Linked DNA regions of Mus musculus: all the other regions are linked to region 1. Evidence: chromatin loops called from intact Hi-C (ENCODE). Cell type or tissue: left cerebral cortex. All regions are shown on one strand.

Region 1 (8,000 bases):
TCATGTAGCTATGTTATTTTAAGTAACACACACGCACACGCACACGCACATGCACACACACACTCCTCATGGTGATTTCTAGAAGAGAGTTGACGGCCTCTTAAAGATCAGGTTCAGTTTCAAATTTGCTAAGGATACAGCAACAGCGAAGTGGAAAGTGCAATGGAGTTTTCAGTGGGAAAACTCTCCCCAAAAAGGAGAGCCAGGAGTCACGAGCTCCTGCTCTACCCAGGCATCGGATGACGATGGCTCAAGACCTGACACAATGGCTTTCTGAGCATTGGACTTGATGTGAGTAGCCTTGATGCACCCGGCTTGTACCAGAAGCACTTCTCTGATTACGGCTCCTGGGGGTGGCCACCCAGGACTCTCCCTGAAGAATGAGCCATTGAAGTTGGATTGGGAAACCCCATACTATTTTAGGGCCTACGCCATGTGGGAGAAAGTATAAATGAGGGCTTTGTCGCCCCCAGAAACTTCAAAGTTCAGGCAAGAAACTGAAGCTCATAGGGTCTTGGGGAAGAAGGTGAAAAAGGTTTTACTCTCACACTATGTGGGCAAGCCTAAGCCCCAGCAGCCGAGTTCTACCTAGATAGCTGTTGGCCGGCCTTAAGAACAAAGTGACTTTGCACTCATCCCAGACATCTGCACTGAAGATGGAGGAAGTATGGCTTTTATGATGACTAGAAGCTCAGGGTCCACGGCAGGAGGATTCCAAGTGGCTGATACCGCGTGTGTCCCCGGAGATGAATGACATCTGTAGGAATGTATAAGGGATCCTGAGTCAGGTAGACCTGGGTCCAAATCCTGCCTGGGACACTGCTGTAGAAACTGACTTAATCCATTAGAGCTGGAGACTTTACCAGTGAGCTCTCGGTGAACCTTAGCTAAAGCTGTCACTCCCCTGGCTGCCCAGACAAGTTTCTGAAAACCCTAGCTCGAAGGATGCATGCTAAAAGCACGCAGCCTCCCCGCCTGCCTCCTTTGTCCTCCGTGTTGCTGCTCAGATCCGTCTTCCCCTTTTAAGCTGTATCTTCCCAAGGCAAGTGTAGCCCTGGTCAGCTTTCTTTCTCTTTTGGAATCTTATCCCTATCATGGGAATGACTGTTTCTTTGGAGTTTGGGGATCCCTGTGCCTCAGAGAGCTCTGAAGATCAGCCAGATCTCTAACAGGAGCATGTATTCTGCTGAGCAATTGGATTCCCTGAAGCCTGCTCTCATGACCATGACGGTGACGATGAAGTGGGTAAGCCAGGCACAGGAGCCGCTGCTGTCAAAGCCACCTGCTGGCTTCCTCTGAACCAACAGAACCCATCAGTGTCTAAGACCCTGCACACTAAGCTTTCCAGTTCTTTAATTCTAGCTTCCCCTTGAACAGTCATACAGTCACCAACCCTAGCTACAGAACTGCCTACTAAGCTATAGTCAGCCTATTTATTAACACACACACACACACACACACACACACACACACACACACAGTCAGACACATCAACTGTAAATGAGACTTCAAGCCCAAACACACCTTGATGACTGAGCAGTTAACCGCCTTTCCTTGGGCATTCCCCTGTGGGGAGCTGGGGACAGGGGGTGGGGTTTGAGGACTTGTGGCTATGCTTCTAGAACCTAGAACACTAGCTCACCAACCTGTGACATTTAGTTGTAAGGAAACACACCTGGGAAGTCAGGGTCTGTCACTGTGTTACCTCTACATACAGCTGGCTTCCCTCATCCCTGAAACTCGGTCTTGCATCAACAATCCCTGGAAAACAGTCCACGGAAGAGAATTTCGAAAACCATCTGCTGGTGGAAGAGCTGTCCGTCAAACAGCAGCTCTATGCTGAGCAGGCCTGGCAGAGCTGGGTGCTGGGGCTACTAAGAGAATTAAAGCACTGTTCCTTGGTGCTCAGTTTTGTAGTTGAGACCAACACTTTTACATTAACTGGGTACCATGACAGAACAGTGGGTCCTTCTGATGCAAGAGACAGACTAAAAGTTAGCCCTTAAGTGACAAGCAATGCAAAAGACGTTGGCTAAAATTTAGTTTTTAAACCATAAAGGTGAGGAGATGGGAGAAAAAAAATCAGAACTCCTTAATATAGAGTTTAATATCTGTCCTAGTTGAAAGCACTTCTAAAGAACGAGGGGAGTTACAGAGACAAAGTTTGAAGCTGAGACGAAAGGATGGACCATCTAGAGACTGCCATATCCGGAGATCCATCCCATAATCAGCCTCAAAACGCTGACACCATTGCATACACTAGCAAGATTTTGGTGAAAGGACCCTGATATAGCTGTCTCTTGTGAGACTATGCCGGGGCCTAGCAAACACAGAAGTGGATGTTCACAGTCAGCTATTGGATGTATCACAGGGCGCCCAATGGAGGAGCTAGAGAAAGTACCCAAGGAGCTAAAGGGATCTGCAACCCTATAGGTGGAACAACAATATGAACTAACCAGTACCCCGGAGCTCGTGTCTCTAGCTGCATATGTATCAGAAGATGGCCTAGTCGGCCATCAGTGGAAAGAGAGGCCCATTGGTCGTGCAAACTTTATATGCCTCAGTACAGGGGAACACCAGGGCCAAGAAGTAGGAGTGGGTGAGTAGGGGAGTGGGGGGGGGGAGTTATGGGGGACTTTTGGGATAGCACTGGAAATGTAAATGAAGAAAATACCTAATTTTTAAAAAGCGAGAAGACATCCCAGCCTTCTCTCTCTCTCTCTCTCTCTCTCTCTCTCTCTCTCTCTCTCTCTCTCTCTCTCTCTCTCTCTTTCTCTTCCTAGGCTCTCATTCCAAAGAAAAGCAGCAGTTCTGGAGAAGAAAGGAGGGTGTCTAATTTCAGGTCTCAGTGGCCAACAACATGGAAGGAAAGGAGGGCCCACCTAAGGCTGGGTACCTGGGCATCTCTGGAGGAAAGACATGAGTGCTCCGGCCTTGAGAAGGTGCCTTGAGGGCAGGTGCCTGCGCAGGCTGCGTAGACTGAGCTTATCTACACACTAGGAAGGCAGCAGACACCACATTTGGCAGGACAGACCTGTCTGGAAGCATGTGAACAGTATTAGAGGACTAAGCAGGCTGAGCTCACCAGGAGAGTGAGGACCGGCTGATTGATTGTTCCTGGGCACCATACTTCAAGGAGGAAGCTGAGTGTTCGTATTAGAGAGGGAGAGGTGGTGAAACCCGGAATCCTAACGGACTGCAATGGAGTGGTTCAAAGGGCCGGGACCATAGGCACAGGCAGGGGAAGTACAGGGGGGTCAGCAGTGAGGTGATCGGGTGATAGGTACGTTTCAATGCCAAGCTACAGGGAATGGCTAGGAGCAGGGAAAATGGATGAAATACCCGCCTTTGAAGAGAGTTTGGGCAGACAGTGGTTGAATGGGCTCAGGAAGGCCAAGCAAGACATCTTCTTGGTGTGTTTTATGTGAAAGATACAGGTGTTTGCAGGCCGAGGGGAAGCAGGTTTCAAGGAGAGAGGATGACTGAGGGAAAGTGGGGGTGGGGGGGCAGGTAATTGAAGAGAGGTCTCTAGGGAGGCTGGGGTCCTACAGCGGTGGAGGAAGGAGTGTGATGGGAGGCAGGCCAGGAAGGATGGAGAGGAAGGAAACAGGCATGGACAAGGAAAACACACACACACACACACACACACACACACACACTCACACACACACACGTACATACACACAAATCCTCACAGTCCATCTCTCCAGCCCAGGGAAGTACTAAATGCCCCAAAGCACATTTCATGGTCAACAGTATGCAGAGATCACAAAAAGAATGCCTCTCCCATACCTCTCACACCACTTCCTGCCCACCTCCCTTCACTAACTCCATTTCCAAATGTCTGCTGCCTACAAGGCCGGATAGTTGGTGGAAATGCACAGGAAAGCTTCCAAAAGAAGTGAGCGCTCTGGGAGCCAGGTCTGGGCCCACCAGAGAGCAACTGCCCCTCCTTTAGACACACATACACTCCAACTTAGGTACCTACCCAAGAGACAACGACAAATGGATCTCAAAAAGGCAGCCTTCCAGCACTGCAGAATACTGTGCAGGCCCGGGTGAGTTGGCCTTTTTCTCTCCCCAGGGGCATGGCATACTCAAAGGGGCAGGGGCAAACCTAGCAAGGAAAACAAATCTAGCAATCCCAAACAAGTTCCAATTGGCCAAGGCAAAGGGGGCCTTTGCCTGGACAAACATCCAATGGGCCCCACAGCAAGTAACAACGGACCCCACAGCTCATGTGATAAGTCTTGGTGACCAGAAGCATTTGGTGTGAGCGGCCTCCCGGTGGGTGTGGGTGTGCGGAGAGGCCTAAGCTGAGAGAGGCACGCGCACCGCGGGCGCCCCTCTCTGGGTGTCAGTGGCTATGACTTCTTAGGATTACCTGAGAAAGTCCGGTCAAGTAGGGATAAACAGACAAGACTGTCTTGGGGAGCCCTCCCTGACAGGAAACCCCAACACTGAATGGTTATATGGTGAATGACAACGTCTGATGGGACATTTCACAAGATGCTGAAAGCCAGAGAGGGCATGAGAGTTTTTACCACACACTGGCCAACCACGGGAGGGGGCACACTTTCCAAGAAGCGCCAGGGCTTGGGGATGGCCCAGGACAAGGCTTGAGAGGCTCAACCTGTGGTTTTAAAACACCAAGCAAACAAGCAACAACAACAAAACCACTACTGTGGGGCGGGGTGTCCCGGCTCCAGGCCCAGGCATCAGGTGCTTCGGGTGTTCTTCCCCAGCGGGTGTCAGCATCCAGTAAAGTGAAAACGCAGCTCCAGGCATCCCCGTTTGGACCGGTCCCCCCACGGGCACACGGAACTTTCTAGGTTGTGGCTAAGCATCTGAAGGTGCCGTGGGTAAAGTAGAAGACCAGTTGAAACCAACAACCTTTAGAGCAACTGGGCTCACTAAAGGGTCCACATGCCTCTCTCCCAGGAACTGTAAGCTGCAACCACACATCCATCCTAAAGTCCCGCGACTCTCCACACCCTTCAGGTCTGTCCGGGCTGGCTTAAGGAGATCGAGTCTGCCACCCGAGCCACGGATGCCGCAGCCCAGGCGTTTGGCTGCAGCAGGGCGCGGGAAAGGGCACTTTGGCGCGGAGTAGGAGCCAGTAGAGGGGATGTGTCGGCACGGACCCTGGCAGTGACATTCCCCCTCCTCCCTCCCCACCCGGCACGACCTCCTCCTCCACCTCCAGTGGTTCAACCCCCCTTCAGATCTTCACATGAGCCCTTCAAGAAAGATTGCACGGACCCCCGACCTGGGCGCGCGCCCACCTGCATCCCGCCCCCAGCCCAAGCACCGAGGGGGCGGGCGGAGGGCGTCTGAGGAGGTGGGTGGTGACCGCAGTCTCAGGGCTGTTTGGGCGGGGGCAAAGGCTTTGGTCGGAGAAAATGGGCGGGGGCAGGGAAAGACAGACCCTCCAGACGCGGAGGGGGCGCGCCGAGACTCTCCAACCCCCAGGACGGGTGTGCCAGGCGGAATGGGGAGAGATGGGGGAGTATGGCTCTGGGAAAGTTTATCCCGGAAAAGCTTGGCATCTTGGGGGGCTGGGAGACAGGAGAAACTGAAGCCACAGTCCAGGTGGCCCGCAACCCATGGAGGGGGATGTCTGTCTCCCAGGCCCCCCATACCGGCCGGATCCGGCTAAGTTGTAGCTGGGGTTGGGGACATCCATGAGGGTAGAGGTGAGGATGTGGTCGAAGATGGAGTAGGTGATCTGGGCAGACAGAGAGGAGGATGAGCAGCAGGGTGGGTAATCGGAAGAAGGAAGCCAAGCCGAGGTGGGGGAAGGGACTGGGACCGCGTCGAGGTTGGGTGGGCTCGGGTGGGGCGGGCGGCGCGGTCAGACTCACCCGCGGCAGCCGAGGCACTGAGCAGCCCCCAGCCCAGCAGCAGCAGCAGCGGTGGCGGCGGTGGTGGCGGCGGTGGTGGTGGCGGCGGGCGGCCCCAGCGACTCCCGGTACCCGGCACAAGCGCCCAAATCCCGATTTCGCCGCGAGCCCTCACTGCCGGGCAGCCGCAACATCCTTGCTCCGGTCCCCGCGAGCGCGGCATAGCGCGGCCAGCAGCCCGAGGGAGAGGCTTCGCCCGCCGCCGAGGAGAAAGGAGGTCAGGAGAGCTCTGTAGCTTTTTTTTTTTTTTTTTTTTTTTTTTTTCTTCCTGCTCCGGGAGGGGGGGAAAAAAATCCCGGTACGCGGGAGCCCTGAGCTTCTGCGGCTGGAATGAACCAAGTGTCCGCCCGGCCGGGGAGAGGCGCGCTGCGCTCTCGGAAATGACTCGCTCCAATCCCGCTTCGCGGGGTTCGCGCCGGGGGGCGGGGGGGGGGTGAATTATCCCCGGATTAATCACTCCGGAGCCGCTTCTCCGCCGCTCCAAATGCTGGGGGTGGAGGCGCAGTTAAGGAAAAAAAAAAAACTGGATGGGGGGGTGTTCTTCAGCGCCACCTGCACCCCCTAATAAACCACAAATTACATCTAAAGGGTTGTTTATTCCTATTTGTTCTACAATTGACCAGTTTCTTTTAAGTTCAGTCCTCCGGTTTTCATGTAAAAGATCACCATCAGTACATCCCCTCCCGTGTACACACACACACACACACACACACACACACACACACGCACTCACGCACAGAAACACACACTCTTGCATACTCAGGCACACACACACACGCCTCCTCCACGTTTGGAAATGGGAATACTGTCTGGGGAGAGGTAACCAAAGAAGATTGCAGTTCCCCGGAGTCGTGGGTCTTGCGAGAAAATCTTGGGTACTGGCTTTGAACTTGTAGTCTTGGGTCTGGGGAGGACACTCTGGAGCTCAGCTAGCTGTAGCCCACCCCAGGAGATGGGTTCGTGGACACAGAAGAAGACAGGGTTAAGAATTGAAGGGTGAGTGAAACAGGAGGGGTGGGGGTGGTGAATGGTCCCTTCATTCAGTCCAGGGCAGTCCTACCCCTAGTCTAAGACAAAACCGCAGGGATGTATACTGAGATTGGGGGCGGGAGCGGGTATGGGATTGATGGAAGTGTTGTGTACGAGTCCCTTGAACAATTTACCCTCTAATTTAAGTGACTGGACTCTGCTTGTCCCCCATACCCACCCAACCAGGGCCCCAAACCAGATGAGTTTCTCCCAAGGAAGTGAACCCTTATCTTCTACAGGCTGGTAGCGGCTGCCTTCAGACCCACAAGGGCGCAGCGTAGTTCCCCCCCACACACACACACACACACACCAACCCCCCTCCGCCTCAGCAGCGGTCTCAGGCTGGTCTACCCTAGGCTGCTCTGCCAGTCACGAGGGCCCCTTCGTTGCCTACGCCAAACTCTTGCCTAGGGCGAAGAGACGCCTAGGGAGATGAGGGAGGCCGGAGAGGACCGCGAGCAACATGGCAGGGGGAGAAGGCTCCGCCTGGCGAGCGCAGCGTAAAAGCACCTGCCGATGTACATCCCACCCCACCCCCCTCTGCCAGAGTCACCCAGAGAGGCAGATCTTGCGTTTAGGCAGTCTGGCAATCAAGTGATTTGGCCAAGCTGGCGTTCTGTCATCCTGGAGGCTCAGGAGCCCGGGAACCCTGATGGCGGGCGGCGAGGCCGGGACATTTCCTGGGAAGGGTTAAGAGAGGGACTTCAGGGTTGGCAACTTGGGTTAGGGGGTTTCTGCAACCCAAGTTGACCAGCTGTCGGCGGCGAGCCTGTGAATTTCTCAGGAAAGGCGTACAATAGGGCTTCGGGGTTCTGTCTGGGATTGGAGTGGAGGGGGATATGGAGGAGGAGTGGACGCTACTTCTTATTCCCACCAAAAACTTGCTCCACAGAGCCACACTTTCTCAGAGCGCTTGGTACGAGTCTTTCTCTTTCTGCCCCAACCCCAACCCTGGCGGTTCCGGTTTCCCTGCATGAGCTCATCCCACAGCTGGGGAAGGCGCCTGGTGGCCCCCGGAGTGGGTATGGAGAATCCTGTGAATCGCGGGTCCCATTCCCCACCCCCATC
Region 2 (8,000 bases), 450 kb after region 1:
TCCGCCCTTGCAACTCTCCCCTACCTCCAAAAAGGAAGACAAAAAAATAAAAACAAAAGTTAATTAACTAATTAATTTGAAAATAGAAATCTTGCTGTAGAAGCCGCTGTGTGGCGTGGGCTGTAACCCTTTTGTCACACAGCTCTACTTGCAAATAAACGTTCATTGCAATGAGTCACTGGTCTGCCTGGAGGCCTCTGGCTTCTGCTACTCTGTCAATACTGGGACTCCTCTCAAATATCCCGTCATTGCCCTGTGTCGTGGAGATCCTGCCAGCAGTTCATAGATGGGGTAGATGTTAGGGTGGACCAACTCAAAGCCTTGGATCTGGGCCTGGGTGGTAGCTGAGTTGTTCAGCGGGCCAGCTCTCCCATGCTCAGGCTGTACTCCAGAACTGGTCCAGCTAGGGGCAGGGCCAGCTGTCCCACTCTTCACACATCAGGGTTAGCTCTCTGTTGCCCACACCACCAGCTCTACTGCGCTGCCTGGGTGAGGTGTGGATGGGGCCAGCTTTCCCGCTCTGGAATGGCATCTCTTCTGAGCCTATGCCACTGCTCAGCTGGTGAGGGGTGGAACCAGCTCACTTGATCTCACATTCTCCGTGCCAGCTCTCTCACACTGCACAGGCAAAGAAAGGACAGAGCCAGCTCTGTGCAGCCCTAGGACAACAACATGGCTTGTGGCAGGCTACTCCCATTAGGCTACTCCTCACCATCCTTGCATTTCTAGTTCCTCTTCTCTTTATAGTGTCCAAACTGTGACACTTCTCTTTCCCTCCCATTTCTCCTCCCACACCGTTGCACAGTCTGGTGGCACAGCTTGCCTGCCAACCTGCACTGACTACATCCCTGTCTATCTTACATCCTTCACCATGTGGTAGTGGGTGTGCCTCTGGGCAACTTCAGCACACCCAGGTCCATGTGGCTGCATGTTCCTCTTGAGTGTCTTCTGTACACGCTAATGCCATCATTAGGGCTTTCGGTCAACTGAGCCAGCTCTCACTAGCTTAGAATAGACAACCTGATCTACAAGTTCCCACAATGCTCTTTTATCAAAGTACATTTGACTCTACACTTAGCATTTTATCATCTCAGTTTGGGACAGACTCTGTCAACCCTGTGATCCCAGATTTCTGACCCAGATGAGTGGTGCTCTCTGGGCACTGAGCTCCCAGAGAGTCCCAGAAGTCTGGCTGGAAAGTGGCTCACGTCCAGCCATCTGTGATGATAGAGACACTCCTCCACCTTCGCCTACAGTGGGAGAGGTTGCACATGCTGCTTTAGGAGAGAGGAAGAAGGGATTTATTTCTTTTGGTGAGCATCTCCTGACTCCAGCATCACCATGACAACATCTGGAAGGTATCCCTGGCTGGAAGCCAAGACTCAGAAGACTGTTTGTTCCTGCCGTGGCACCGACTGACTGTCTCAGGTAAGTAGGTTCCAGGAAACTTTCCCCCAGCTGAGCAGGAGGACACGGGCAAATGCTTCATGAGCAAATCACACACACACCACATACACACATGTACATACAAATATACACATATATACACATATTGCATGCACATATACGCTCTCACACACATATACATACCACATATACACATACATACATATACACACACACATATATATACACATAAGCAAGCATAGATACATACAATACATGCATATATACATACACATATATACACATATTGCATGCACATATACGCTCTCACACAATATACATACCATATATACACATACACATATATACACACATATATATATACACATAAGCATAGATACACACAATACATGCATATATACATATATATGCACACACACACATATACACATATCACATACACATTTATATCATATATATACATATATATATATATACACATATATCCACACATACACACAAATGAGCATGCATACACTCAAACATACACACAAACACACATATGCACACACACACACACATACACTCCAAGAGCTTGGCCTTAAAACACAGGTTAGAGACTGACTCCTGGCAGTCAACTCCTTTTGAAATGTGCCTTGTTAGCGGCTGGTTCCATTGCTCACCATATCCTACCCCAAAGAACACCTACTTCTTCCTTCTCTGCAGATCCTGGCAACCTCAAGGATGGCTCTCCCCATGACCAGTTGATCCAAATAGATCACAGTCACACAGAAACGCTACAAGTTTTCATTCCCAGCACAAGGCCAGACACTGACAACATACTCACTATTTTTTAAAAAGGAAGGCACCCTGGTCTCCCTAGAAAACAGACTTTATGGCCAAAATGAATACCAGAGCCTGTTCATGCTGGTATCCAAGGTAAGAGAGGAGATGCAAGGATGGACAGGTTAATGCAATCCAGCCCACTGCCTCGGAGACATGGCGGTATTGTTAGATTGCTGCACTGTGGGGAAAGACACTCACAAAGCTCCTCTCAAGTCTGCGCTTAAGACTTATGCTTTCGATGGTTTGGCCAGGGCAACAGTCCCATCACAGAGGCCTGAGGACCTCATGATTGGCAGTCTGGAGTAGGAGGAGATTCCAAACCAGCAGCCGTAGGAGGAAAGACGGAGCTGATTGACAGGTAGTGAGCTCCCCCTTGCCCATCACTGTGGTTCAAGCGAACGCTAGGAACCACAGAGGCACGTGTGAATAGAGGAGTCAAGCAAACACTAGGAACCATGGAGGCATGTGTGAGCAGAGGAGTCAAGAACCTTTTTCCTGCCCTGCACCCATGACTCTGCTGCCTTTCGTCCTGTCTGCACAGGCTGGTCTCTTCACACCACAGCTCTTGTGCCCTAACTACTTTAAGGATCTATTTCTTTGGCAGAAAATAGTGGCGTATCGAACCACGGCCAAGCCGGCCTTCTTCTCTTTCTCTGTCTGTGGCACCTCCCCAGCAGCCCACACCAGCAGCCTTGCTCTACTGCCTATAAATACAGAGAGTTCTGCCCAAGGAAGAGGACTTTCATCTTTATAGGAAAGCTTGCAGGGCCTGGAAGATGACTCCATGGTTAAAAGCATGCACTGTCCTTTCAGAGAACCCAAGTTGGCTCCCAGTACCCATGTCGGACGGCTCATAGCTGCCTGTAACTCCAGCTCCAGGGCACTGGGTGCCTACGCCTCCCACAGGCACCTGTATTCACATGCATACACATGTGCACATAATTTTAAAAAAGAAAAGAAGGGGAAAAGGAAGCAAGCAAGCAAGCCTTTTAGCACCAAAAAGTAAAGATGGTATGAGTAGGGGTGGGGACCTAGTTCTCTCCATCCACCTTCCCCAGAATGGTGTTCCCTGAGGGGCTCTACAGCGGGATTGCCTTTGCCTGTCCCTGGAAAGAATGAGCCGCTGGGAGAAGGCATCTCTGCTCCCACATTGGGTCCAACTCAAGCCTGGTGCTAGAGAGAAGAGCTTTCCCGGCAGGGTGGGGAAAAAGCATAACCAGCTGCCCAGCCTCCAGTAGCAACTCAACGGAAGTAGGAGTCACTAGCTGCCTCCTACCACAGAATGGACTTAGATCCCAAGCGCCTGGCCACCTTGTAGAGAACAGCTGTGGTCCTGATTTAGAAGGCTGAGGCAGAACAATCTTAAGCTCAAAGTCAGTTTGGACTACATAGTGAAACCCCATCAAAAAGACAGGAAGGAGGTAGGAAGGGCAGGAGGGAAAGAGGGATGGAGGGACGGAGGGATGGAGGGTCCCAAAAGTGTGTGACTTCTCACACAATTACACTATTCTCCCTCATGTTTCTTAGTAAGAATTAGGGATAAATTCTTGTCTAGTAAGACTGGGTGGGTAAGCTCAAATAGGTGTGTGTGTGTGTGTGTGTGTGTGTGTGTGTGTGTGTGTGTGTGTGTGGTGTATGTGTGTGTGTGTGTGTGTGTGTGTGTGTGTGTGTGTGTTCATGCATGTGTGCATGTGGGAGCCAAAGGTCAACTTCAGGTATTGTTTCTCAGATGTGACTCTTTAGTTCAATTTCTCACCAGCCTTCTTAAACTTAGTCTGGGCTGGCTAGCCATCGAGTCCCTGGGATCTGACTGTCTCTACCTCCCCAGATCTGGGGTTACAAGCACGCAGTGACACTTCCTGGTTTTGAACTCCGATACTCATGCTTGCATGATAAGTGCCTTACCAAGTGCTATTTCAATAAAATGCTTAAAATGAAAGTGTGGTACGTACTTGTAAGGAAACGGAAAGCAAGATGTCTCGCTTGAAGGTCAGTTTTACTCAGCAGGGAGAGAATCAAGGGGCAGAGTGCTAACTCAGAGACAAAGGCCACAGAATTAACTCAAATCCAGACTCAGACTCCCTGATTCCTGCATGAGCAAAGTGGAATCGTGCACCAAGCCTTCCTTATCTCCGACCTGCTGCCAGGGTGCACTGGGGTAGCTCTTGGGCAGCCACATTTGAAGAATGCGACTCCATCTCACAAGCACATGTAAACCAATCCATGTGAACCAGGGAACAAGGCTTGGAGTTGAGAATGAGTCTCGCTAACAGCAGCTCTTTGGGGGTCAAGCAACAACAGCAGCCATGACATCCCCAGGGCAAAGCGTTAGGAATTCAGATCTTGGTAGAGGTTGGGTCCTGAGCAGCCCCATCTCCAGCTTTATCCCCTCTGATTCCCACACTGTCTAAAGCCAGAGAAGTTTCGCCCTACTGGTGAATGCATCTCCGAGCTGTCACCGCTAAGTTTCTCCCTCCGAGGCTATTCAACGACTTCTTTAAATTCTAGGAGACACCCGAATATATTTTCAATAAATCAAATATATTTTCTCCTTAAGATACTTCAAATTGGTTTCTACAACTTGCCACCCGAAGAATCCTAACTACAGCCAGGAGATCCTGAGATAACACAAGTAGACGGCTCTATTCCCAAGTCAACACCGCTTCCCAAAGCTGGCCCACAAAGAAAGCTTTGCCACCAGCCCAGCCCCTGCTCCTCCGGGGAGAACTGTCTTATACCCTCTCTTGCCCGCTTTCACACAGACATGCCTTGAAACTTGTCTTTCATGAACTTATTTTCTCAACTGACTTAAGATTTCGAAGCAACAATTATGCATATTTATAGGATACAGAGGGGTTTTTTTTTTTCCTTTAAAAACAGCCTCTTGTATATCCTAAGCTGGCCTAAACCCACGTATAGTCAAGGAGGCCTTGAATTTGTAATCCTCTGGTTTCCACAGTTGGAGTGCTGGGATTACAGGCATGTGCCACCATGTGGTAATTCACACAGTGCTGTGGATTAAACCCAAGGCTTTGAACGTGCCGGGCACAACACTCTACAACTGCCCAGCCCCCAATGGGATGCATTGATATGCATGTATAAAAGAATCAAACTGGGCTAGTTGATATGTCCACTTCATCACAAACATTATTTTTTTTGTGTGTGATGGATTTTGAAACATGAAAAATCTCATCATTGCATCCTTGCCAATTCTGTATGAGAAGCCTCAGGACTAATCCCCTGCTCGTGGGAACTCAAGTCCCCTGTGACCAGCATTTCCTGATCCTTCATCTTTACCATCTCAGCTTGGAATCTGCCAGGTCATTGCAGCACCTTGATTTTTCTCCTCTTTAGTCTGTGCATCTATTTCCTCCCAGTCTTCTCTGTTCCCCAGGATGGAAGCAGCTCCCATTTGCTCCCAAGAAAGCGTGTATCCTCCTTTATACAGAGGAAGCTGGAAGCTTCCAACAGTAGCATTCAGGCTCATAGACTTGTAAGATCCACCACCTTCAGACTCCAACCTGGTCTGCCTCCTGTTTCCAGGTCCCCTGAGCACCGCCGGAGTTAACCCAATTCCTCGGCAACCTTCCTCCTCAAACTCCGATTTCCTGATCCTGAGTGAGGGGGAAGAGCTGAGCAGAGGGTTTCTCCCACCCTGAAATCTGGAGACTGTGCTCAGCAAGCAACAGATTTTAGCCCTTATCTGTTTCTCTGCCTGCATATCTCTCTGTGTCTCTCTCTCTCTGTCTCTGTCTGTCTGTCTGTCTCTCTCTCTCTGTCTCTGTCTCTGTCTCTGTCTGTCTGTCTGTCTGTCTCTCTGTCTCTGTCTGTCTGTCTGTCTGTCTGTCTGTCTCTCTCTCTCTCTCTCTCTCTCACACACACACACACACACACACACACACACACCTTTTCTGTCAGATATTTGTGTATGTGTATCTGCATATATCTGTGTCTGTATGCTTATGCATGTGAAATTGTTCACAACAATTTCAGGTCCCAAGAGCCATTCATAAGTCTGCTATTCATTTATCTGCCAGCATAATAAACCTGGCAAGGGCTAACTTGTAATCCCCAGGTCCATTTCCATCAAACAGCAGAACGGCTCGGTGCTTCCCAGAATCCATTTGGTTCTGGTGTGTGCTCTTCTGAGAGAGCCCTGGTCCTCCTACTTTAAAAATCTATCAGAGCAGGTAACTCCCTCCTTCAAGGTCTTTTCTGGAGAAGCCCTTGGCAGCCGTCATAGCACCATCATTGCACCGACCTTGTGTAGGCTGAGGGGCTCCGAGCCTCACGAGCCATGCATGGCTTGCATCAGCTGGGACCCTTTCTCCAACGTCTTCCTGTCATCATGGCGGCTCCTGTCCTGTCCTGAACTCACACGAAGCTGAGGAGCTCCTCTTGCTCCGCTCCTCTCTAGCCCCGCACTCGATTTTTCTGTTCTTTTGATTTTCACCATTTCTACCTCATCTTATTTGGCTGATTACTGTTGATGGCATGGGCAAGCATATTTTTTTTCATGTTGTTTGATTTACTCCTTTACAATCATGCCACTGTCTGGAAAAAAAATTACCCCATTTTCACTTACAACATCCATTTTCTCACTGCTTCCAATTTCTGCAATTATTATTCCACTTTGGTTTCCATCGTAACCATATGTCTCTTCGAAGTAGCATTTCCAACATGCTAGCTGCCTCTGCACTTATTGGTCATAATGATAACATTTGGAAAACACCTTCTATCTGAGCACAAACACTGCAAACATGCTCTAACAAAGCAAATGACAGCCAAGAGGAGCTGCTGGCGCCATCTGTCGGTGGCAGGAAGAGTTGAAGTTGTTTTACAACAGAGTGGACAAACTTTTATTTGTAAATAAAGTTTTATTGGCACACTGCCATGCCCCTCCATGCAGGCTCTACAGACGTTTTTGGTTTTTTTTGTTGTTGTTGTTGTTGTTGTTGTTGTTGTTTTTCTTTTTTTTTTTTTTTGAACTGCACTGGTGGTGGAATGTTTCTGATGGAAACTGTCACAGTACGTCTTCATTGTCAACCTGAAGGGGTATAGGATCATCTAAATCAGAGCTTGTGGTGAGGGGTGCCTCTTGTGAGGATGTTTGTAGAGAGGATTAACTGAATGAGCAAGAAAGACTTATCCTGAATATGTGGGTCATCATCCCATGGCCTAGGGGCTCAATGGAATTAAAAGGTTAAAATGCACAGCAAACCTACCACCAGCATCTCTCTTCTTTTAGGCTGGCCATGTGAGACTCCTGCCACCACCATCTGCCCCCATGACGTTCTGCCCAAGCACGAGGGTCCCAGTAACCACAAACAAGCCCCTTTTGTGATCATCAGACCAAATAAACCCTCTTCCCTTTACTTTGTTTCTGTCAAGTATTTTGTCATGGCAACAACAAAAAAGGAAACTAGCAAACCCTTCTGTGTGATCCTTAAAGTATAACCTACAGTTGTCCCCTGTACCTACCAGGGCTTGGTTCTAGGTTTCCTTCCACAGACATCGATACCCATGGTTATACAAGAGTCTTTCACAAAATGACTCAAATTTCTCCTTTAGTATATACAGATCTTTCCAAGCATTTTACAGCGTCTCTTGGTTACTTACAACAGCTAACGGGATGCAAATCCTGAAGGGCTCATTGGTAAAGTATATCACTTAAAGAAGGGCCTGTGTTTGGTACAGACACAATTTTTAAAATATATTTCCATCCATAATTGTGAATCTACAGAGGCATGTGGAATGCATTGATGCTT
Region 3 (8,000 bases), 620 kb after region 1:
ACGCAGAAGCCACTAACACGGTGTGCACTGGCTCCCCTCCTTTTGTCCAGTGTGTGTGTGTGTGTGTGTGTGTGTGTGTGTGTGTGTGTGTAAATCATGCACATGAATATAAGTGTTCAAATGTCACAGTATGCCCATAAAGATTAAAGACAACCTTGGGTGTCGGCCCTTGTCTTTCACCCTGAGACAGTGTTTCTTGTTCCCCATTGTGCTCTCTAGGCTGCCCTAACCCCAGGAATCTAGGGTCCTCTTGTCTTTGTCTCCATCTCCCTGGAGGAGCTCTAGCATTACAGGTATGGCCCACTTACTTGCCTGAACATAAGTTCTGTGGATCTGAGCTAAGCCTTACACTTGTGTAGCAAGCACTTCACTCACCGAGACAACTCTCCAGCCCTAGAAATGCTCACACACACAGACATACATGCATACACATATACATAAGTGCACACATACACACACATGTACGTACACACACACACACCTGTCAGTAACTCCAACCCTGCCCCCAGCTCACACTTTAGGAATCTCCCCAGGAGTTTCTAACACAGCTCAGATTAAGGTCTCCTCCTGAATCAGTGTAGGGCAGGGACAGAAGGGTAGGGTGTGCCCTGGCTCTGGCCTGGCCTATCTGTCGCTGTGTCATTGTCTTTCTGAGTCCACACCTGTCTGAGACCACTGGTCCCAAAGCAGCGACCCTGGGTGCATTTTGCCAGCACTTTGTCTCCACTACGTGAGCCCTGGACAAAAAGCAGACAAGAGCAGAGCGGTCCAGTTAGAAGCACACTGCCACTGGCTGACTGCTGGAGCCTGGGGTTGGACTGTGGGTGGGAACTCCCTCTGCTGCCCTGGACACTTGCACTGCATTCTGGGTGCTCATGAAACTCCAAGCACTGACTCACTCCATCTGAGCTGAAGCCAACTATTAGGGTGTTTTAAATATTGTCCAGGCGATTCTGTGAAAGGCTCAACATTCCGTAAGAGCTGCCCAACCTTCTTAAGTAGGTGTGGCTGAAGAGAGCTATGAATGGGCCCCATCACAAAAGGGTAAGCTTACTTCTGGCTTCATGACTTTCATCTCTTGTAACTCAGTCCCACTGTTCTCAAGCATGAACCTTGCAGATGACATCGTGTCCCAAAGTCAGAGGATTCCAACATGCCTGCCAGCTTTCCCATGACCACTGGGAAACCCCTTTGTAGACTCAGGGGAGATAAGGAATTGACTGAATTCACATAAGTAAAAAAATGGCAGAGATGGGATTTGAACCCAGACCGTGGGGTTGGTCACAATAAACTCACCGGGCTCCCAAAGGTATTTTTGTTATTTTGCCACCAGGGCAGTTTCTTCCTGTTAATCTCCTCACCATGCACCATGCACCATGCACCATGCACCATGCACCATGCACCACCCCATCCCACTGCCCCATGAAAACATTCCACTCCTCCAGGCTGCACCCACAGAGCTAAGATTTGAACCCAGATCCATGAAGGTGCAGGTCTGCCTTCTTCTTCCTCTCTGGGTGTGCACTGTGCAACAAATGCCTACTTAACCAACTTGCACGTATAAAAAGTGGCATTTGCTTTCTGATTGAGCCTCTGCCAGTGGCCGTGTGTGTGTGTCTGTGTGTGTCTGTGTGTCTGTGTCTGTGTATATCTGTGTGTGTGTCTGTGTGTCTATGTGTCTGTGTGTGTCTATGTGTGTCTCTGTGTGTGTGTCTATGTGTGTCTGTGTGTGTGTCTGTGTGTATCTGTGTGTGTCTGTGGGTACATGCTATACAAGTGCACCTGTGTGATGTGTGCATGTGGAGGCCAGAGACCAATGTTGTGTGTCTTCCTAAATCATTCTCCCCTTCTTGTTTTTGTTGTTATTGTTAATTGGGTTTTTATTTTATTTGTATGAGTGTTCTGCCTGCATGGAATTTTATGCACCATGTACATGCAATTCCCACAGAGGCCATCAGGGGGCATCAGATCCTCTGGAACTGGAATTGCCGAAGGTTGTGAGCAACCATGTGAGTAATGGGGGCTGTCCTCTGTTAGGGCAGCCAGTGCTCTGAACCACTATCTCTCTGTCTCTGTCACCTTGGTCTTTAAGGCAGGATCTCTCACTGGACCTGGAGCTTGCCAACTGTGCTATACTGGTTAGCCAGCGACACCCCCACACACACACACCCAGGACCTTCCTACCTCCCCTTTCCCCAGCACTGAGATGCTCACTGCCATATCCAGTGTAGTCACATAGATGCTCGGTATCTGCTCCCGGGTCCTCAGGCTTACATACCAAGTACTGGACTAACATCTGCCTGCCCAGCCCACAGTGCCTGCTGTGTTTTATAGTCAGAGCCTCTACAGTAGCTCAGCTACCGGACAAGACCCTCTCCAACCCTTCACCCACAGGGGCCTCAGCCCCACCCAAGACTGAATCAGAGATTCCTAGGGTCAGAGGACCCTGCAATCTAAGTTACAACCGTCCTGGAGGAGAAGCCTGTGCCACAGGCAGTCTGGACCCCTAGGGCTCAAAATGTCTTTGAAGCCTCATCCTCCTCCTTAACAGTCAGGCCGACTTTGCATTCTATGCCATGTTGTGTCAGGGTTGGTTTCAATATAAAAATAATGCCTATTGATTGCATTTTGACAAGGAACATGTATTACTTTTGTAATGTAAAATATTCAATTAATAAGTGAATATGGAGCTTCTAATTCCTTACCATCAAGTAAAATTGATGATCGAGAGAAATGCTAGTTTTTGGAGTGGGCCTTTATTAATTCCCAACACATAGGCGTCCCCAGGGGAATCCATAACTCATCCTGTCTCTCTTTCTCTCCACCAACAAATATTTTTTAAAGCATCTACTGTGTCCCAGACATGGAGGAGAGAGCCTAAGAGTACAGAGATGAGCGGAACAAACACACTGCCTGCCTTCAGGGAGCTTAGGGTCTGTTCTGTGGGGCCGGGTGTTAGCGTGCACACACAGACACAGGGAAACCACAATGTCAGGTGTGATGAATGTACTGAAGACAAAGCAAAGGGCACTTTGAGTAAGAGTAATGGGGGCATTAAGACTGTTTCCAAGAAAGTGACATTTAAATGGAGACATGAAGATGAGAAAAAGCTAGCCAGGTAAAAAGTAAGCAGGCAGCCATGCACCGGACCCAGGACCATAAACGTGGGAGGGAGGGGAGCAGCCGCTGCCCAGGCTCAAGCCCTTCCTGAGGCTGGGCTGTGGGAATCCCCATCTGCAGCAGTCTTGGAGGCAGGAAACAGGAATGAACTCACTCCCCGAGCTCTGAGAGGCAGCCAGGTAGCCCTGCTAGCCCCAGACCGACTTCAGTCTCTGGGCACAAAACCACCTGTGATCAGGCAATCAAGTTCCAGGCCACAGAAGCCCCTGGAAGGACCTGACGCCAGGTGGGATAGTGGGGGATTAGGGCTGGCAGGCAGCAGGTATGGGGCTGGTGAAGTCCCCTCTGAGGAGGGAAAGCAGAGAGCTGTTGTCAGGGCTAGTCTAAACCAGTCCTCTAGTGCTGTATCTCACCTAGAGTCTGGCAACAGTGCCTTGAAGAACCCACCCATGGGGGACCATCCTGTGTGTGCAGGCTGCCCTCCCAGCCTGAAGATTGAGCCTGGGGTTGAATTGGGCACATTTTGAGCTGCAGCTGTGGGGCTCTCAGACCCTGTTCTGATTCCCAACTGGCGTCCTTCCTGGCAAGCTGGGGACCATTCCTTTCTGCCTGCTGCCATACCATGAGGGGACTCCAGGCTTTGAACCCCAGCGCTTCTCGGCTAGTCTTGTGTCCCGAATCCTCTGCCACCAGCCATGCCATCTTCTTTCCCGTGTCTGGCATATCCGCCCATGTGCTCTCTGGGTGTCTCCTGTCTCTCTGTGAGGCCTTCCTGCTATCCACCATCCAGCTAGAAGGATTCAAAAGTGCATATACAGCCGTGAATTCCCAAACGTCTGACCTGGGGCCACTCCCTAGCTGGCAGGAAAGACAGCTGGTAACCTAACAGAGCAAGCCAGGAGCGTTGACAGCAAGGAGACAACCTGCGGTCAAGCCTGGGGCTCTGCTGCCACCCAGAGGCCGATCCAGGCAAGGCAGGCAGGTAAACTTGGGACCCAGCCCATCTCCCCGGAATCATCCCCTAGCACCCTGGCAGGTCAGCAAGAGACAATCAAGGGAGATATCAAAAGCAACAGCCTCAGTGGGCAGTGACAGCGTGACAGGACTCCTTGTGGGCCCTGAGTACACTGTCATTAGTCACCTGGCATGACTGGAAATTGACCTCTTCCTAAATCTGGCTCCCCCATTTAACCCCTCGAGCCAGAGCCCCTGCTCACAATATAGCACAGCCGGCCTCAGCAGGTCTCTCGTGCTTGCCAATCAGCCTCCTCTTCTGGAAGGACCGTCTTCTAAGTCCCTAGGTACTGGAACTAGTTGTATATGACCTTAGCCTCTTCAACTACTCCCTCCTCTGCCAGGGTGACCCTGGTTCCCTTGGGCCACCAAGGGCTTTATCGAGAGACTCATGGGTGTGAGGGTCACACTAGATCCTGAGGCTATGGTGGCGGTGAACACAGGCAGACGAGGTCCTCTTGTGGAGCTGACCTTGTACACAGGGAGACAGACAAGGAACAAGGCAGTTCCAGACAGCCATGAAGAGGGTGATGTCAGAGGGAATGGGGGTGGAGGTGACAATGGGGTCAGGATTAACTAGGCTGGGAAAAAAACCTCTGGTGTGCTGGTAATGACGGCTTTAAAATAAAATATATTATTTGAAATGTGTGTGTGTGTGTGTGTGTGTGTGTGTGTGTCTGTGTGTGTGTGTGTCTGTGTGTGTGTGTGTGTGTCTGTGTCTGTGTGTGTCTGTGTCCCTGTGGGAGGAAATGTGTTTGGGGCTTATAACCCAAAGCATATGACAATGATGGTATGCTGACTGTGGACTTCCAAGAAGGGACAAGACCAGCACAGTAAAGGGATTTCTTCCCCCTTTTCTCGTCCTCTTTCCCTCCCTCTCCTTGTGAGGCAGAATCTTTGGCCCAAGCTGACCTCAAATTCAATATGTATCTAAGGTCGGCCCTGAATTTCTGGTGTACTTCTCAAGCTCTGGGATTACATTCATGAACCACCCAATCTGTGGGGTGCTGGGACTCGAACCCAGGACTTTCGGCATGCTAGGCAAGTGCTCCGTCAACTGCCCTACAGCCCCAGGGATTGCTCACAAGCTCTCCCCCACTCACCCCTCACTTACTCAGAAGAAGCCAGCATCAATTCTACAGACACCCTGGTAGCCCCATGGAGACACTGGATGGCCGGCCTTGTGCTATGTTAGCAAGCCACTTTGGAGGGAGCTCTCCAGCACCCACACACACACACACACACACACACACACACACACACACACACACACACGCCCTCAGCAGACTACAAGCCATCATTCCTCAGAAGCCACAAGAGAGATTTCAGGCCAAATCCTCTAGGCCACACTACTCAGGATCCACCCAAGACAGGCAAGGGACACAGGACATGGAGCCCACCCTATCTTCACAACTCATGAAAATGTTCTCACTTATTTTTAAGTTAGAGGAAAGGAATCTGAGCCCGACTGATTAATATATTTATATTTATCTATAATGTATTTGGATTTATATCAACAGACCACAGAAATGTGACTTTTTATACTCAATTCAGAGGTAAGGTCAAAGCTACCTAAGTCCTATCTGTCACAGTGTGTGCCTGTCCTGACCTCTGTTCCAGGGCCATTAGCAGCCACTCTTCAGGAGGCAGGCTGGGAGCAGGGGCCACAGAGGCCACCACTGCAGGAGAAGCTAACCCTGACCCAAAGAAGACAGGGAAAGAAGGGATGGATACGGACAAAATGGAGCTGTGAGGAGATGCCCTGGGGTCCTGGAGAGAGAGGGTGGGGGCCCAGGTCTAGGAGACTGGAATTCCTGCTACATCTATGATAAGCCTCCTAGGAAAAACAAGCTTTAGAAGTTTGTCCTGGTTATCAGAGAAGCTCCACCCAAAATATACTGTGTGACCTTGAGGGAGTTACCTAAGGTCTCTGATCGTGACTCCTCCTCCTCCATGAAATCAAAAATGTTCTTACTTATTTTTAAGTTAGAGGAAAGGAATCTGAGCCGGACTGATTAATATATTTATATTTATCTATAATGTATTTGGATTTATATCAACAGACCACAGAAATGTGACTTTTTATACGCAATTCAGAGGTAAATCATATGGATGTAAATCAAAACTACATGTGCATTACATTAGAGGTATGTGGGTACAAGCCTGACTGCTGTGTGACTCCAGGAAGGTGACTTAGCCTCTCTGGCCTTCAATTTACTTGCTCTTTCCCTCCATCTCTGCTTTAGCCTATGGTGTTCTAGCTCCTTCTGCCAGGCAGCCTTTACCTGTATCTGATTTCTCTCTGAGCCTCTCACAGCCTCGGCCCTCCCCACCCCCACCCCAAACCCCTTGGAGTCCCATTAATTTTGAGATGCTGTCTGTGTGGATTGCCTTCTGGCCCAGTCCTGGGGCTCTGGGAGCTGTGTAATTATCCTCTTGGAGCCAAGGGGAGGTGATAAGCAGGCTTCGGAGGCTCCAGCCCTCCCTGCCTGGCTGCCTTCTACTTCAGGCCGCTCCCTAGGGAAGCTGATTGTGGAAGGCCTCTGAATAAGGGAGGGGCTCGTTAATTTCTGGAAAGTAAGAGAGATGGGATGCAGGGGTCCCCCTCCAACCTCCCTAAAATACAGAGGCCATAGGTAAACTAGGATGCCTTGTTTATCACAGGCTTCTGAGCCAGCCACTGTCTCCGACTAGGAGCCTCGAACTGCACTCCAAACCTGCTTAGCTAGCCTCTCCACACGCCCTTTGTGCCTCCAAGCCTGAATACACCTCCCCCCTTACCACCCTCCTCTCTACTGCCTCTCAAACCCCACCTCCTGAAGCAGCAGGCTCCCAGGCCACCAAGTCCCCAGGGCATCCTTAATGACTGCCTAGCGTTCTGCACCTGGATCCCGCAGATGACCAGGAAGAGAACCCCTCCTGGGCAGGCCAAACCCAGCAAACCTATTATTATCTCCCCCTCCCTCTTCCCCCTCCCCACTCCAGTTCCTCCTGCTTGAAGGTGACCCTTGCTAGCTGTCAACACCAAACTGCCTCTTCCCCTCCTGCCCCACCACAGCCCAAGCTGGGTCACAAGAGGGAATGTCCTCTTCTGCCTGCCTGTGATGGGGCTCAGTCCTATCAATAAAACAGGACTGAGGAAAGCCCTGACGTAGAGCCAGGAAGACGTGCTGAACTGAACGTTTGAGGAGTCAGCCTCAAAGGACGATACTACCAGGCAAGTAGCAGACCATGACAGACTTGCGGAGACTACAAAACGTAAGAGGAATGTCCCAGAAGGGGACATCTGCGCATCACCTCAAGCTACTGATGGCACATTCGATAGTGTCCCCACCTTGCCAGATCCTCCAGTGTTTCAAGAGTACCCTCTCCCCTGAAAACCTGGTCTCACCCGGAACCTCCAGTTTTAAATTAAACTGTTTCTTGAGCACCATGAAGCCCAGAGGAAATGTTTGCCTTGGGGTCAGCCATCTGCACTCCGATGTGTGTGCGGGGAGGCGGTGGGCCAGGTACATGCCACACAACACACAACAGGCATTGAACAGTCACTTCCTGCTCTGCCCTTTGCATTGATTCTCTTAAAGGAAGAAGGAGGAGGAAGAGGAAGAAAAAAAAAAGCTCTCCCATGCCCCCTACCCCAAATCCTTAGGCCACTAAGCTTCCCATCAGAGAGGTTGTTTTTCCCAACGCCACGTGGGCAGAAGGGAACTTTGTGCTTGGGTCTGACCCTCAGACTGGACAACGCCTTTGCTAGGATCTGAAGGTATCCTCCCAAATTCAGTGGTCAGCCATTTAACCTGCAATGTCACAGGGATCGGGGAGTTGGGGGAGGGGTGCTGTGGAGAGGTCCTGGAGTCATGAGGCTT

What was found. Hi-C counts contacts between places; a loop is a spot of excess contacts. Peaks named below come from ENCODE experiments on the same cell type or tissue, not always from the same donor. Only the 100,000 strongest peaks of a DNase experiment are listed, where the experiment ranks them.
Region 2: a loop joins it to region 1, with 3 times the contacts of the local background. A loop is called at or near these places in 3 of 42 quality-filtered maps.
Region 3: a loop joins it to region 1, with 3 times the contacts of the local background. A loop is called at or near these places in 4 of 42 quality-filtered maps.

What each region holds. Positions count from the first base shown.
Region 1 is chr4:127,986,136-127,994,135 of GRCm38, reverse strand. Csmd2 (CUB and Sushi multiple domains 2) reads right to left here and starts at 6,092. Exons shown (of 71, transcript NM_001281955.1): 1 at 5,865-6,092. The coding sequence starts at 6,066. It also overlaps a transcript of CK137956 not described here. In left cerebral cortex, CTCF peaks have their summits at 1,285 (motif pointing left), 4,353 and 7,410; DNase peaks (open chromatin) are centred at 5,512, 6,225, 6,673, 7,325 and 5 more places; H3K4me3 peaks cover 4,243 bases; H3K27ac peaks cover 3,068 bases.
Region 2 is chr4:127,536,214-127,544,213 of GRCm38, reverse strand. No RefSeq gene overlaps it. Among named protein-coding and RNA genes, the nearest start is that of 1700080G11Rik, 65 kb to the right of the region's middle. In left cerebral cortex, a CTCF peak has its summit at 7,036 (motif pointing left); DNase peaks (open chromatin) are centred at 3,090, 3,435, 5,760, 7,020 and 2 more places; H3K27ac peaks cover 1,144 bases.
Region 3 is chr4:127,364,613-127,372,612 of GRCm38, reverse strand. No RefSeq gene overlaps it. Among named protein-coding and RNA genes, the nearest start is that of Gjb5, 10 kb to the right of the region's middle. In left cerebral cortex, CTCF peaks have their summits at 1,954 (motif pointing right) and 4,081 (motif pointing left); a DNase peak (open chromatin) is centred at 4,036.